Linked DNA regions of Mus musculus: region 1 is linked to region 2. The links are chromatin loops, found by intact Hi-C in ENCODE. Cell type or tissue: gastrocnemius. All regions are shown on one strand.

The links. Peaks named below come from ENCODE experiments on the same cell type or tissue, not always from the same donor. Only the 100,000 strongest peaks of a DNase experiment are listed, where the experiment ranks them.
Region 1: a loop joins it to region 2, with 2.0 times the contacts of the local background. A loop is called at or near these places in 22 of 42 quality-filtered maps.

The regions. Positions count from the first base shown.
Region 1 is chr12:102,881,636-102,889,635 of GRCm38, forward strand. No RefSeq gene overlaps it. Among named protein-coding and RNA genes, the nearest start is that of Btbd7, 7.2 kb to the left of the region's middle. In gastrocnemius, a CTCF peak has its summit at 4,329; a DNase peak (open chromatin) is centred at 4,325.
Region 2 is chr12:103,052,359-103,060,358 of GRCm38, forward strand. It overlaps Unc79 (unc-79 homolog), which reads left to right. Exons shown (of 49, transcript NM_001081017.2): 12 at 6,961-7,190. Among named protein-coding and RNA genes, the nearest start is that of Unc79, 110 kb to the left of the region's middle. In gastrocnemius, no CTCF peak of the experiment used is centred here; a DNase peak (open chromatin) is centred at 3,415.

The sequences.
Region 1 (8,000 bases), 170 kb before region 2:
TTCATGCTGACCTCCTAGGCCCCCCTAAACTGTAGTTCTAATCTATAACTGCATGGTCTCTACAGTCAGGCCCCCCACCACTATTTCCCACAACTTCAGCTTTGTCTATATCCATTGAACAACACTCATTAGGGGATCAAGAGATGGTTCCACAGTTAGAGGAGCACTGGCTGCTTTTTCAGAGGACCCAGGCTTGATTCACAGTGTTCACGTTGCAACCCACAACTAGCTGTAACTCCAGTTCCAGAGTATCCGACACTCTCTTCCAGCCCCTGGCAGCATTAGGCATGCATGTGGTGCACAAACATATTCAGACAACACCTATACACATACAACTTTTAAAATCTTTTAAAATGAGCCATCACTAACTTGCTTTTACTGAACCATAAACATAGGAAAAGGACTTATTTCAGAGTTTCTAACAGCAATCTTTGTTTACATGGGTTCTGACCTGGTGTTTAGCACAATTCAGCAGAAATGTGTGGCTACTTGCCTCCTGATAGCTGGGAAGCAGAGACGGGGAGAGACTGGGGACCAGGGGTAACCTTCAAAGGTAAGCTCCCTGTGACCTTCTTCCTCCAGCTATGGCCTACTTCCTAAACTTTCCACCAGTTCCCAGAATAGCATCCCCGTTAGAGACCAACGGTTGAAAACATGAGCCTATGGCATATACAGTTCATACTTCAGTGAAAACATCGAGTCCGAGATAGATAAGCACGTGACACAGTCCTGTCAGTCAGAACCTTTCCTGAAAAAATTTCCCAAAGGAAGTATTTCTCCTCGATAGCTTTCTCCATAATCATGACCTTAAAAGACTATGTTAATGGTTTTCTGACTAATTGTTAATTGTTAGTTGTTTCTACTAAGACGAGCATGCACGGGCATTAGGAAAGAAGAGCAGAGACAGAGACAGAAATTGAGAGGAAAGCCTCAACATTTGAGTATGAGTGCTCAAATGCCTCTGAATCTAAACCAACCCCCATTTTAGTGTTTTTGGGAGCCATTAAGAGGTTCTAACTCCTCATTTTATCTTCAAACTAATTGGAAGTGGATAAAAGCAGGGGGCTTGGCCGGGCAGTGGTGGCGCACACCTTTAATCCCAGCACTTGGGAGGCAGAGGTAGGTGAATTTCTGAGTTCGAGGCCAGCCTGGTCTACACAGTGAGTTCCAGGGCAGCCAGGGCTACATAGAAAAACCCTGTCTTGAAAAGCCAAAAAAAAAAAAAAAAAAGCAGGGGCTTCTGTTATTTGCGACCAGAGATCTGTATTCATAGCCAGCCCCTCCTCCTCCTCCTGCTCCTCAGAGTTCCACATGGCAACAAAAGATGAAAACCTGAGGCATTTACACCCATGAATTCCAGTTTCTGTCACTCAAGTATCTTGGGTTTCTTTCTCATTTTTATTTTTATTGTGTTTATTTTATTTTAAGGTGTGTGTGTGTGTGTGTGTGTGTGTGTGTGTGTGTATACATATGGATGTGGGCATGCGCATACCAGTGTGCATATGGAGATCAGCAGACAACCTGAGGGAATCAGTTGTCTCCTCTACTGTGTGGGCCCTGGGGGTGGAGCTTCCGTCTCAGGGTTGACTAGAAGTACTTTTACTGGTTGAGCATCTCACCAGCTCAAACTAATCATTTTCTTCCCAGTGTACTTGCTTTTTTTATTATTCACAAGCCACGGAAGCCCCTTCTCAAGCCCCTTCCTGGAAGTGTACCATAGAAACAGGGTTTGGTTTTTGTTGTTGTTTTTAAAGTCTCAGAGGCCAATTTTATTTCTTCCAATTGGTTGCATATGATACTGCTTCCACACATTTCTTCTAAAGTCCCTGGAGTCCAAATGGCGAGAAAAGCTGAAGTACGTTTGTCAAATTATAAGAGGCTAGAGAGATGGCAGTTCAGAGTACAGGCTGCTCTTCCAAAGGGCCTGGGTTGCATTCCCAGCACCCACATAGCAGCTCACAAACATCTGTAATTCCAGGTCCAGGGGATTGGATGGTGTCCTGTTCTGACCTTCATGAGCACCAAGCATACATATCATGCACATGCATACATATATGCAGGCAAAACTCCCATACACATAAAAATAAGTGGCTAAATCTTTAAAATTGTTTAAATGTCCAGGACAGTAATTAATGTTATAATGCTTAATAAATTAACATTTGTTAATTATTGCATTCATAAGTAATAAGATTAATAAAGTTTCTAGAAACTAATATTAGAGGATAGCTTAATTGAGTTGGGGAAGAAAAGATTGTTTTTTGACATAGGGTCACATGTACCAAGGCTGGTCTCAGTCTCTGTGTAGCCAAGATGATCTTGAACTCTTGATTATCCCACTCGTATCTCCCAATTGCTGGGATTATAGGCCTGTGTTTTAATTCAAGGGATCAAACCAAACCAACAAAAAAGTAAACATAAGGCTCATAGAACTTCAGAACATAGTAGCATTTGTGTCCACAATCCCAAATTTAGTTGTGGAGGCAGGAGGATCAGGAATTCAGGAGTTCAAATCTAACCTCCAGTCTATAGTAAGTTGATGGCTAGTCTGAGCAACATGAGACCTTTTCTCAAAAACTAACAAGCAAGCAAGCAAGCAAACAAACAATTCACCTGTAATCCCAGTCCTCAGAAGGCTGAGGCAGCAGGAGTATGAAGCCAGCCTGAGCTACATAGTGAACTCTTGTTTATAAATAGTGATGTCTAGTTCCTCAAAAAATATAAAAGAGTATGAAAAGACAAGACACACAATAGAAAAAGATGTTCACAATTTAGAGGCGAAAAGCTGAGACTATAGCTCAGTGAAATAGTTCTCTAGCGTGGGTGAAGACCCTGGAGTCAGCCTCCAGCACACATAAGGTCCTGAAGTGGACTGTGAGGAAAGAGGCAAACAAATGAAAGAGTTCCAAATAAAGAGAAACAAAGAGGGGGCTCAAACACACTAATGTAAAGGAAGGACCCATGCTAATACTGACGGCTCCGACTGATTTAAGGAAACAAGACAAGACAGGCAAGTTGGGCAGGCAAGATGACTTAGTGGGTAAAGGTGATTGCCACCAAACCTGAAAACCTGACTTCAATTCCAAGAACCCATATGGTAGTAGGAGAGGACTGACTCCCCATAAGTTGTCCTCCAACTCTCATACATATACTAAGACACATGGAGTAACACACACACACACACACACACACACATGAATAAAAGTAAATAAACATTAAAAATAGCTCTAGCTGAGTTCAAGGCCAACCTGTGCTACAATGAGACCTCTCAAACAAACAAATGAACAACAAACCCCAACAATATTTAGTGTGAGATTTGATTAGGATCTGAACTTTAAATTTTTTTTTTCTGTACTGCTGGTGGGAATGAAAATAGGAAAAACACTTAGGAAAGCAGTTTAGCCTTGCCTAGGAAGGATGAAACTCTTTTGTGCTACCACACAACTAAGATAGACCAGGACACCCAACCCTCCCCTAAAGGTACTTAGCTGGTACTTAATTATCATTAGGCTAAGTTTATTTGAAAACTATGCTAATTTCGTATTAGGTCTTTGTCAAAGTTATTCTTTAATGTGCTTGTTCCTTTAAATGATTAAAGATGTTATAGCCTAGGAGATTAGCCATTTAATTGGCAGCTGTCAAGCCCTTCAGGCAGCAGCAGCAGCAGCTCAGCCCAGGAACCTGACCAAGTAGCCCCAAATCAGAGAGGGCTGGGATCCAAGTGTAACCCCTGCTGTTGGGGGCCATGGTCCCTGAGTCTAGGACAACAGTGAACAAGATCGCAGTTGCCCCCAAAGGTGTGTTGGGGCAGTAGCAACTGCAACAGTGTGGCAGCTCTCAGACACCTGCTTATTGGAGCAGCTTGTCATTGTGACCACTGTTTTACACCTCACTGCTGTTCACAGAAACTTCAGTCCAGCCAGAGATGCCGAGCAGAGACTTCTTTCTAGCCCCCAGAAACTGTCACAACGGTCATGTCCTCCTATGTAATGACAGCTTTGCTTTGGGAAACTCAGCTTCACTCCGTTGTGGTGGCTCTGAGACTTCACCCTGCTTTTGACAGCTTCAGGTAACCCTTGTGTGACCTTGTCTGCAAGAACTGCAGGTGTCTCCCTCCCCCTCAGCAGCTCCTGAGCATCATAGCATCTCCTCCGTCCTTGACAGCTAGCTAGTGTTGCAGCCTTAGGTCTCAGGAAAGCCTTTCTGAACGGTTTCATAGCCTGCTTGTGGTATATAGTTCAAGCAGAATGAGCTGGCTGCACCAATGAGCAGAAAAAATTTCAGGCTGCTAGCTGCAGGCACAGCCCAAAGCAGCAGCTAGAGGGCAGCGGAAGAGCTCAGAGAGCAGCAGGGAGCTAGCTCAGGAGGAGAAAACACGGGGATTGTGGAAGAGCTAAGGAGACAAGATACCCAGAAGAACTGGAGACTATGGAGAGGAAGGACTGCAGAGCCAGAAACTGCAGAAGGCAAGAGGCTGCAAAAAGCCGCTAGCCCAAGCTGCTGGAATTGTTGCAGGGTACTGCCCAGTTACCCAGAGTGGCTAAAAGCTGAGGGGCTGGGCACTGAAAGTTCAGAAATATAACTCTAGCTGCAATAAGCCTCCGGCTTTGAAAGTCTAGAGCCAGGCATCCGTGGGTCCCAAAGCTTAAAGCTCCCAACCTATGGCCTGTGGCTGGCACACAGAGACTTGGGCTGCCAGCCTGATTCCCACTGAATATAGCAAAAACAATGCTCAGCTGGTTGGTGATAGAAACATCCCGCGGTTGGGTATAGAGATGTATTCTCACAGGCGCCAGTAGATACAACTATTCAGCAAGCATTCATAGAGTGAAAAACAGCAAGGATGGGCGCAAAGAACCATCAAGACCATGGATTTTAAAACTGGTGTTTTTACTGTGGAGTGAACTTTGATCCCCTGTCAGTTTCTTTGCCTGGCTGGTCATGGTGGTGCAACACTCAGGAAACTGAGGCAGTTCATGGTGCCTTAGCCTGTGCCCTGGCAGCTCTCACTACCCAGGTCACCCATCCTCAGTAGGCCAATTTAAGGAGACAAAGAAACAGTAAACAGCAAGAAAAGGAGAGTTACTCATCGTGACAGCCTTGGCAAGGGAAAAAAAAAAGGCCCTGGGCACCTCAAGTCCGTCTTCAGAGTCTTGATATGAGATGCAGCTTTAGAGGGGAGATGGGTAAGTAGTCCTGGTCAAAGAGTGGGCATGTCCACCAGTCCTGTTGGAGGTGCTGTCTCCTCCTCCAGGTAGTCTGACAGGTGTCAGAACTGTGAGGTCTCTTCCTGGGAGATGAGGCATCTGCCAGACCCACACTCCAGCCTTGCCCTTCTCCCAGCTTGAGCCTCTCAGTAAAATTCCAATCTCTTGGGGTTTCTTGTTTCTGTAGTCTGATACCCACACTGAAGAGCAAAAGCTCCTCTTTAGATATTTGGTAGCACAGAAGGAGCATAAGTACCAGGCCAGTCCTGAGTATAGAGCAACTCCTAGGACAGCCTCAGTTACATATCAATACACAGTCTCAAATAGGAAAAAAATGTCTGCATGCGCTTCAGGAGAGACGATGAGTGTTGATCTTGAAATAAAAGGTAATCTATGAAAATGAAAACTGCTTTTATAGTTTTTTAATATGTATGTATATATATGTATCCATACATATATATATATAATATTTAAATTATAATTTAAATGTGTACCAAAGAAAAAGAATATGGAATATGGAACATCAAGATTATCTTTTAAACTGCCCGAGGGTGCTTCTGCCTTGAGGTTCTTTGTAATAATGGACCACAGCTTCTCTTGGGTCTTTTTATATTACCATCGTGCCTGCAACTCAGGAGTGTGTTATTGATGCTACCGGTTACATAACTTGAATGCTCCCCACCCTTGCAACTGTCTGCCCTTCCGGCTCGCTTATCTGAGCCTCTCTGTCCTTGAGGTCGTGCCTTTGCAAAGACAGACGCCAACAGAGACAAAGGGAGGCACTTCATTCCTCAAAGACATTTGGTCCTTGAGCAGAAATTAAAGGTGCTTTTCTAGCGGCCACAGTTCAAGATATTTGGACATGAGGCAGTACAGTGTTAATGTCGTTACATAATTTTCTCGAAGCCTAACATCAGCTTTTTAAGAGAATGAACACTTTTTTAAAAAAAATCACATTCAAAAAAAGGTGAGTGGGTGAGGGAGTCTTTCATATTCATTGTATACGGAGCTACAGCTCTAATTATGCCCCTTTACGTAACTGCAGAAGGAAGGCCTTGCATTGTGGGTCACTGGGAGTACGCTGAATCCAGGCCCACTAAGCCCTTTATTGAAAATTGTAGAGGCCTAGGTTAACAGTGTGGGGCTTTTGTGACTTAGAGAAACCTTAACTGAGGAAGGGTTGTTTGTCCCTGCAATTTGAGCAGCTGAAAGAGCTATCTCCAGGGGTGGGGGTGGGTGGCTTAATTGTGTTGTGGCTGAATTTGGAGGCAGATTTACTGACACTGTTTTTTTTTTTTTTTTTTTTTTGTTTTTTGTTTTTTGTTTTTTAAAGTCATTTAAGTCTGTTGTTATAGAGAAAAACTTTAAAGTGCTTGATTCTCCCATCAGCTCTGCTGGGTCTCAAACTTCCCAGGATGGGATGAGCTCAGCCTGGTTCCTCTGCATTAAGAACTTCCTCAGGTTCATGGTGATGTTTGTATATTGTTTCTTTTCTGGTTGTCTATTTGCTTTTTAAAGACTGGATTCTACTGTATTGCCCTGAATGGCTCTGCATTCCAGGGCTCAAGCATCCTTCTACTTTATCCTTCTTATTACCTGGGAATGCCGGTGCAGGCTGCTGTCCCCAGCATCAGTGAGGACAGAGAGCTGAGTGGAGATGGAGGCGGAGAGGATCAAAATCAGCAGGCGAGGGGCTGGAGAAAAGGCTCAGGGCTGGAGAGTACTTTTCCTGCAGAGGACACAAGATCACTTTCCAGTGCTCACCTCAAGAGGTTCACAACTGCCTGTAACTCTAGCTCCAGGGGACCCGAGTCTCTCCCCCACACAGGTGCACATAGAAACAAAGGAGTTTTAGAAAGACAGAAGCTATTAAAGAGGAAGAGTGGATCTCTACCACCCTCACTGACAACAAGAAACAAAACTGCGCATGTGCAGAAGAGCATGTGCAGAAGAGCAAGCGAAGCGTATGCAAATGACTCTTTAAAAGGTCACAAGGTTCCAGACAGGGACCTCTAAGCCTTTGACCTTTCTTTCGAGCTGGCCCAATCCCAATAGGAAAAGTGTCTTTCTCCTTTAATAAAATGTCTCTGTTTCTACCACTATTTTACACATCCCTGGACCAATTCCTTGTTCCAGGACATACCCAGCCTCCACCTCTAAGCCTGATCTCATAGCTTGAGTCAGGCCACACCTCCCTGCCACCCTCTGTAGGACAGAGTTAGAAGCTGGGCCGTGTGAGACTTGACAGCTCTTGGTTTACAGTACCTGGCTCCTCTGTGCTCCCTGTCACCTATGCTATCTTGAACCAATCCAAGTGATGGAGAACGTCTGCCACATTTGAAAGGTTATACAGGTTGGACCAGACTTTCCCTTTGTTCTGGGAATTCTTCCGAGAGTTGTTCCCTAGGCTGCTTTCTGCAGCGGCTCCACTCTTCTTGCTCATGGTGGTTCATTTCTCTCCCTCCCTCTTCCTCCCTCTCCCCTAACTGAAGCTCCTCGCCAGGCTTCAAAGGGAAGACACTTATTTCCTTTAAGGCTCCATCAAGTTCAGACTTCTCCATGCATTGAATTGTTTCTAATGCTCTTCTTCCACCTTGAGATGTGCTCATAGCCTGGAGAGCCTTTCATTATAATAAACTTTATTTCTGAAGGGCATGCGTGTGTTAGTTTTCCTTTACAGACAGACCACTGAGGCCTTTTGTTTATCTTTACTACAAGAACCTGGAAAATCCCAGTAGGTGCCTTCTGGAGAGCTGAGTCAGTTTTCTCTAAGAAAACCCCTGCTAAGCTGACCAT
Region 2 (8,000 bases):
TTCCACAATCCTCCCTAAATCAGCATGGTCAGGTCTGTCATAAAAATACTCCACAGTCCTGGTACCAACTTCTGTTAGTTAGGGTCACTATTGCTAGGATGAAACATTATGACCAAAAGCAAATTGTGGGAGGAAGGGTTAGTTTGGCTTACTCATCTACATCACTGTTCATCACTGAAGGAAGCCAGAACAGAAACTCAAACAGGGCAGGAACCTGGAGACAGGAGGGGTGCTGCTTACTGGCTTGCTCCTTGTGACTTGCTCAGCCTGCTTTCTTATAGAACCTAGGACTACCATCCCAAGGATGGTTATACCCACAATGGGGTGGGCCCTCCCCCACTGATCACTAGTTAAGAAATGCTCTACAGCCAGATCTTATGGAGGAATTTTCTCAACTGAGACAGCCTCCTTTCATAAGACTCTAGCTCGCGTCAAGTTGACATAAAATTAGCCAGGACAAGAAGATTTAGCATCCTACTCTTTGCTCTCAGGATCATCCAAGCCTGAAAACATCTTCATCTTAGGCCTCTGTCCACTCTGCCAGAATCGATGAGAAACACTGGCTTTTATGTGCCCATCACAAAGCTCTTTCATTAAACTCATTAGATGGACATACAAGTCTCTGAGATTATGCCCTGCTATACCTTCAACTCTCTGTGAGGCTTCTGGGAAGAATGCCTTGCAGTCTCAGCTCTTTATCATTTAGTAATAAGGGTAGTGGTGTCTGCCCTTAAAATCTGCAGCTCTTTGCCTAAAAGAGCCTATGATGTAATACATTCATTCCGAGTCTTAATAAATGGCTTTGTCTCTAACCCCGTCATCATTTTTTCCCCTGAGATCACATTTTCCTGATGGGGCCCTGGATTTAGTGTTTACCCAGGAACTTTTTCTTGCCTGGAGAATCTTAAATCACAGACTGGGAAGAGTGTCCTGGGTCCAATATTTTTCTCTTTAAACTCTAGTTGTAAGTAGAACAATTCATTCTCCTTCCTCTCGCAGTTACACTTTGTGTGTGGGATGTATGTGCATGTGCACAATTGTGCTTACCTGCCTGTGTGCCTGTCGAGCCCAGAGACTGCCAGGGGGTGTCTTCCTCCATTGCTCTCCTCTTTATGTTTTGAGACAGACACTCAGCGAATCTGGAGGCTATGGTTTCAGACAGACTTGCCGGCCAGGAAGACTCTGATGTCTGCTCATCCCCCACCCCCTGGCCCTCACCCTGAGATCTGGGTCTTATGAATATATAACATTGAGCCCAGCTTTTACATAGCTCCTGGGCATCATATTCTTGAATAGCAAGCCCTTGACCTAGTGAGCTATCTCTCCAGTGCCACTCTCAATAAGAATACTCAGATAAAATAAGAATACCCACATTAAAAAAAAAAAAAATCCTTCAGTAGACCCTGAGTTCCTCATGTCAGTGTTGTGGCCAAATGTTTTACTGCTGGCTGTGTCCCTTTCTCTTGACCCCAGAACACTTTCTTTATTTCCTCTAAGATCTCCATGAAGCTCATGAGCCAGGCCTTCCAGACTTTACAGCTTTGTAGATTATTATAGCCAGCCATTCGGTGTGGATAATCTATCACAATGGCCACTCAGTGTGGACTGTCTTCCATGGCCGCCATTTAATGTGCATAGTCTATCATAATAACCACTTAATGTGGCCTGTCTACCATGGTAACCCCACACTGCCAGACAATTCTCCTCCAAACTCACAGTAACTCCACATCCGTGGCTGGGAGGGGCATTTGTGATGGACCTGGATTCTCTGGATGAGGACTCAAATAGTATGTGACAGAGATGACCTGTGAGGTCTAAAGCAATGGTCACAGTGAGACTTTGGGGAGGGTTACTTGGATGGGGAGTATGGTTCATGCAAGAAGGAAGAGAAACACTGTGGTCAGAAGGCCATTCTTTGATTCTCCCTTTGAGAAGTGGAGGCTGTGTTGCTTCCTGTGGGTTGGGAATGTGTGACTCTCTTCCGGCAGCAGGACCTCGTCTGTGTGATTTAGGCCCTAAAAGGTCACATGACTCCTAGTCCTCTTGCATACCCGGGGTTCCTCCAGATTCTTCCCGTGTGAACCCAAGGGCTGTGGTGTGGATGGAGTTCAACAAGGCTCATGTGTTGGAAGTTCTGTCCCAAAGGTTAAGAGATGGAACCTAGTGGAATATCATTAGGGGCAGATTGCATAGCTCTTCATTAGTCTCAGAGAACTCTAGTGAAGCCCACAGAATGGGTTGTTACAGAAGACCAAACCTAACCCCTCTTGGTCTCTGGCTTGCCACGTAGCCTCCCATCCCACAAGCACTTCTGCCATTTATATATCCCATCTATCAGGAGGTTCTCATCAGAGCCCAGCTAATGCCTCTGCCATGCCTTTGAATATCCATAATATGAAGCTTAAAAAAAAACAACTATTTTCTTTATATTTGGAGCCATGTGCATTTTGAATATGCCAGAGCATATGGAGAGGGCAGGCATAGAGGCTGAAGAGAGAGGGCCCAGTTTAGCCCATCCTTCAGTTTTCTGAGCCATGGGTAAAGAAGACTCCTGGTGTCAGTGCTCCTGGCTTCCAGCAGTTTGAGTCATTATTCTTTAGGCCTTCACAGAGCAGAGCAGAGCAGAGCAGAGCAGAGCAGAGCAGAGCAGAGCGGAGTGGAGAGGAGTGGAGCAGAGCAGAGCAATCTTGCTTTTGTTGCATGGGAATCTCCCACTTGGAGAATCCAGGCACATAACCAAATGGCTGAGGTCCTGATTGGCTTATTATGCAGCCGGAGGAGACAGAGTCAGTTCTGTGATTGTTTTAAAGTTGCCTAAGGAGCATTTATTTATTGTGTTCATCTGCTCCTTCCACCTTGCTCTCAGGGCCGGCTCCTTGGTTTTTATGAATTCCATCGGGACCTCCTTTCCAAATGACTCAGTCCCTGTTAGGTGGCTCCTGCCCTCTCATGCCTGACCAGGTGCAGTTAACGCAAGTGATTTGGCTCCTTCACCATTCAGTCACATTAGATGCCCTTATTTTATTTTATTTTATTTTATTTTATTTTATTTTATTTTATTGCAGACAGCAATTATCCTGGGTGTTTCACTGCTACAAAATAAAATTCCCTTTCCCCTTTCCTCCCTGTCTTTCCTCCCCTTCTCCCGTCCCTTTCTCACCACCACCACCACCAACCCAACCACCCGCCCCCCATCTCTTTGCCATGCCAAGAACAGAGCTCCTGTTCATGCAAGCACTCTATCCTGAAGAACACATCTAGCTCACCTCTTTTCTAGCTTTCGAAGGCCATTTTCCCGTTGCCTTTCCCGCCTCTTCCATTGTGCACCATTTAGCTCTTGGTTCCCTTTCTAGACCCCACCTCCCGCCTGGCACCAGCAGCAATGGCACCTTCTCAGTGTGTGTTCTGCCAGCACCCCACTTCTGGAGTTCATTTTCACCTTGGCTAAGGTCCAGCCAAATGTCCCAGCTTGTATGATGACGACTCACTTGCTTACAATAAATAGTAGCTTGGTAATTTGGCCTCGGTTGACTGGGCAACTCTGCTGGTTTTGCCTGTTCTCCTACGTGGAGACACAGTTAGCTGAAAGGGGTCTAGAGGTTGGCTGCTCCCCACTTTCCGTGTTGTCATGCCTGTGACATGCTGGGTTATCTGGAATGGCCCAGATACTAGGTGTCTGAACCCTCTCCTGAATGTTGTGTCCGGAGGTTCCCGAGGTAACGGTGTTTCATCAGACTCGGATGGGCCAAGCCCCTTGAAGTGAAGTTGAGGAGTCGCATACCAACCATTACATAGGCTACATTCAAAAGCAAGCCTGCCACACCATCTCTGACTTAAGGCAGTGGGAGACTCTACTTGTTAAGAGATTAAGCTGGAAGGCCTCTAGAGAGCAGAGTCTGGTCTCAGGCATGGCCTAAGTGTCACCATCTGTTTGGGTGTGACTACGGGAGAGATGTGGGGATAAGAAGGTAGCAGTCAGTTTTTTTAAAAAGATATTTTATTTACATTTCAAATGTTATTCCCTTTCCTAGTTTCCCCTCCAAAAATTCCCTATACCCTTCCCACCTCCCCCTGCTCCCCAACCCACCCACTCCTGCTTTCTGGCCTTGGCATTCCCTTATAAGAACCTTTACAGGACCAAGGGCCTCTCCCCCTATAGCCCATACAGCTAAGGACTTATCTGAGGACTTACTGTTACACCAGGTGCTTAGTGGATGTTTGCAAATCCTATTCTTGCTCTCACAAGATGATTCTGTACCTACTGATTCGGCTTGATGTAACTGCTGCCTGTGCTGTTTATACAGCCGAATGGTTGGAGAGATTGTGAGCGTGTTTTTCCTCCTCTGCATACCTCATAATTGGTATGTTCTCTATGAACCATAGGGGGAAAAATCTCACACTGGGTATAGATAATCATGGTAAATGAAGTTTTCTGTCTTGCACACAGCAGCACAGCAAAAGAATTTAAAAAAAAAAGAAAGAAAGAAAGAAAGAGAGAAAGAAAGGAAAGGAAAGAAAAGAAAAGAAAAGAAAAGAAAAGAAAAGAAAGAAAAAAATTTAAAAATGATGCTAGGATTTGGGGAGTACCCAGGCAGTTGAAAAGAGGGTGGGTGAATAGTTGACCGTAAACCCCAAGACTATGTTGTGGTGAATGACGGGATCACACCCACAGCCTATTGTTTATGTAACAGTGAACATTTCAAAGGAACAGAAAGCTAATTATAATTGTCTTTGTCCATTTTGGCTGCTACAAAATGTCGCAGGCTGGGCACTGGCAAACAACACATGTTTATTGGGAAGTCTAAGATCAAGGCATTGGTAAATTTGATGTGTGGGAGGGCCTGCTCATCAAACATGGCATCTTCTCGTGGCATATTTTTATAGCCAGCTTTCTTTAGGCCCCTTTCATAGGGGCACAGATTCCACTTCTGAGGGCTCTGTCATCATGACTTGCTTAACTCCCATAGGCTCTGCTTCCTAATATTCCTATGTGGGAGTTAAGATTTCAACATGGAGGTTCAGGCTGGGGTTTGGAGCGAGTGTCCAGGCCACAGCAGCAGCTATAAGGGGAGAAAGGGCCCTAAGCATGCATGCTGAGCAATACTGCCTGTAGAACCGTGTTGACAGCTCCTCCGTGGGCAGGAGGAGCTGTACACTAATAAAAACACACATGAGTGAAACTCAGCCTCTGAAAGAGAAAGGTTGTTGTATGAACTTTCCCCAGGGACACACAGATGTCTCCTCTCCCCAGACAGGGCACCCACAATGGACCAAAGTAGTATTCCCTCAAAATCCAAAGCCTTATGTATAGAGATGGGTGAGAGGTCACATAAAGGAGCTTGGGTGACTGAAGCAGCTGTACCACCAGAAAGTCAAACCGCAGCATGAGTGACAACTTCCTTATAGATGGAGTCTCCTCTTCGGTTAATACACCACTCTATATACGCCAGCTTTTTTGAGATCATAAAGCCATGAGCAACAAGGGCAGAGTTGCCTAGAGCTGTCTGGAGTGCAGGAGGAGAGGTTAGACTCCCAGGTAAAGGTCTAGTGACCCTCCACATCCCTCCTTCTATGAGGGAATGTCAACAGTCAGTGGGCCTGGCCTTGAGGATCTCAATCGGAGGTCACAGCTGTTGTGTGGGCTGTGAGGGCTGTTATGCTCCGTGCACAGCACTCGACGGCATCCATAAACAGGGAAAAGTCTGCGCGTTGACTCTGATGCCCAAATCAGAGGAAAACCGCAAGGAATCTTAGTAGAAGAATCACAAGACATCTCAACAGCCTATTTAAGAGATTAGGAAGAACATATTATAAATATTTTAGACTCTATGACCATAAACACGCAGCTGCAGTCTGTTGGAGAAGCTGTGACTGTGGAAAGTGTAGCGACTTAAATATCCTCATCTTGTTGCCCTGAGTCGTGGTAAGAAAACACGATTTTTCTAACGCTAGCATCCACAGTCAGTAGCCTGGTACCTGAAGAAGAACTGGTAGTTCCCACTGACAGTCCGCTGCCTTGCTGACATGCTGATGGAGGGTTTGTGTTTGCAGTCTCCCTCCTGACTCTCCTGGGGTACTGTCAGGTGGGTTCCCCACTCTTCACAAACTCTGAGTTGCTAAAAGGCCAGGGTATTATTTGTCCTTGAGTTGATTCTGTCTGTCAAGCTCTCCAGGGCTTTGTCTGACGATGTCAGGGTGCTCCCTGCTTCCTCGGAGCTCCTAAAACCTCTTCCCATAGAAGTCACCTCACTTCCCTGCCTCTTGTCAGGGCAGTGATGACAATATCTACCCCCCCCCCCACGCCACCCCTGCCCATCCCTGAAATGAAAAGGCATCTCTCTCTGCTGCACAGCTTTTCTCTTGCCGCGGCTCCGTCTGTTGATCCCTCTGCTGTGGTTGGTGTTGTGGCCAGCTCTGTGACTAGGTCTAGTTGTGCTTTGATGTGTCCTCGTGGTGCTGATTCGTATACTTGTTAAGCCTTTGGAGGGGTGGGAGTAGAGAAGGTCCTGCTACAGAGCCATCAGCCCAGTGTAGCGTAACCTCCGCCTGTCCTTGAATGCCAAGGACAGGTGAACTGCAGGGGAAATCTACTCTGTGAGAGGCAGGTAAACTAATTTTTAAAAGGCTTGTGCTGGAAGTTGAATTTTTTTCTTCCTGACTCTGGGGTGCTGTGGCGTGCTTTCTCAGCATCACGGTTCTATGTTTTTATTCTTAATTTCTGTTGAGAAAATCGTAAGCATTAAATTCAATCAACCCAGCCTCCTAATGCCGTTCCATTGCTTTCTAGATTATACCTACCCTTTCCACTAGAATAAAACACCTCTGTGTGGCTAGACCACACCTTGCATTTTGGAAACCCGGTCACTTCCTGTGGCCCCTTGAGGTTCTATTTGCTTCAGGTTTCTATCCAACTTTGTCTCAGAAGCCAGCTTTAATTGGCTTTGCTTTCTCTGCTTGCAGAACTGCAGCTCCCATGTCAGAAGGGCAGTGGTCACCTGCTTTTCCGCAGGGTGCTGCGGTCGCCACGGAAACAGGCCTGTTCGGTACTGCAAAAGGTGCCACTCGAACCACCACAGTAACGAGGTGGGAGCCACCGCAGAAACTCACCTCTACCAGACCTCTCCACCCCCCATCAACACCAGGGAGTGTGGGGCGGAGGAGCTGGTCTGTGCTGTGGAGGCAGTGATCAGGTAACCATGGCTTCCCCTGTGTGGCATTGAACTCTACTTGCGCATGCGCCAAGAAAGCAGCTCTACTCCATTTTCACATGCACTCTGCAGTCGTGCCACGATGTTTTAATAAAATGTAAGAATTCAATAAGTAGTTTGATTGGATGACAATCATGTGCAAGGCCTTGTGCTAGGTACTTGGGAGACACAAGTGCCCTTCAGTTACTTAAGCAGATACTAAAGAAAGGAAACCTTTAATTGCGGTAGGCTCTGGTGAGCACAGGGTAGCCGCAGGCAGAGGAAGCCGGTGTTAGGGTGGTGAAGCGGAGGCTGGAGCATGGCAGTCGTAGCCAGGAGGAGAGCTACAGACTATGTAGGCATGCTTACTTGCCTGTCAGGACCGAGGTGCAGGGAGCCAGGTAGCAGCAGAGCTGAGGTGAACTTCAAAACTGAGGGTCTCCAGGTGGCCGTGTAGGAGAAAGCAGCGTTTTACACCCCAACTTCTAGATGTTCTCTTTTCAGATATTATCCAAAGTCACACGATCATTAGCAATTAAATAATGCCTGAATATACAATTTTTAAGGAGCCTTTGTCGTTTCTCTTTCTCTTATACCGGTGACAAACCATAATAGGATTACGATGTCTAAATAGCACATAGGAAACAAAGATCAAAATGCAGCTGTGCACTTCTGTTTGTTCCCCAGTTGTTTTCAATGTGTGTTTTATTTATATGTCCACAGTTATAATGACTTTGTGGTTCTGAGCCGATATCCAATCCACTCTTTCCATGTTGTGCTGAAGTTTTATACTCACCGCTTTTGAGTCCATAG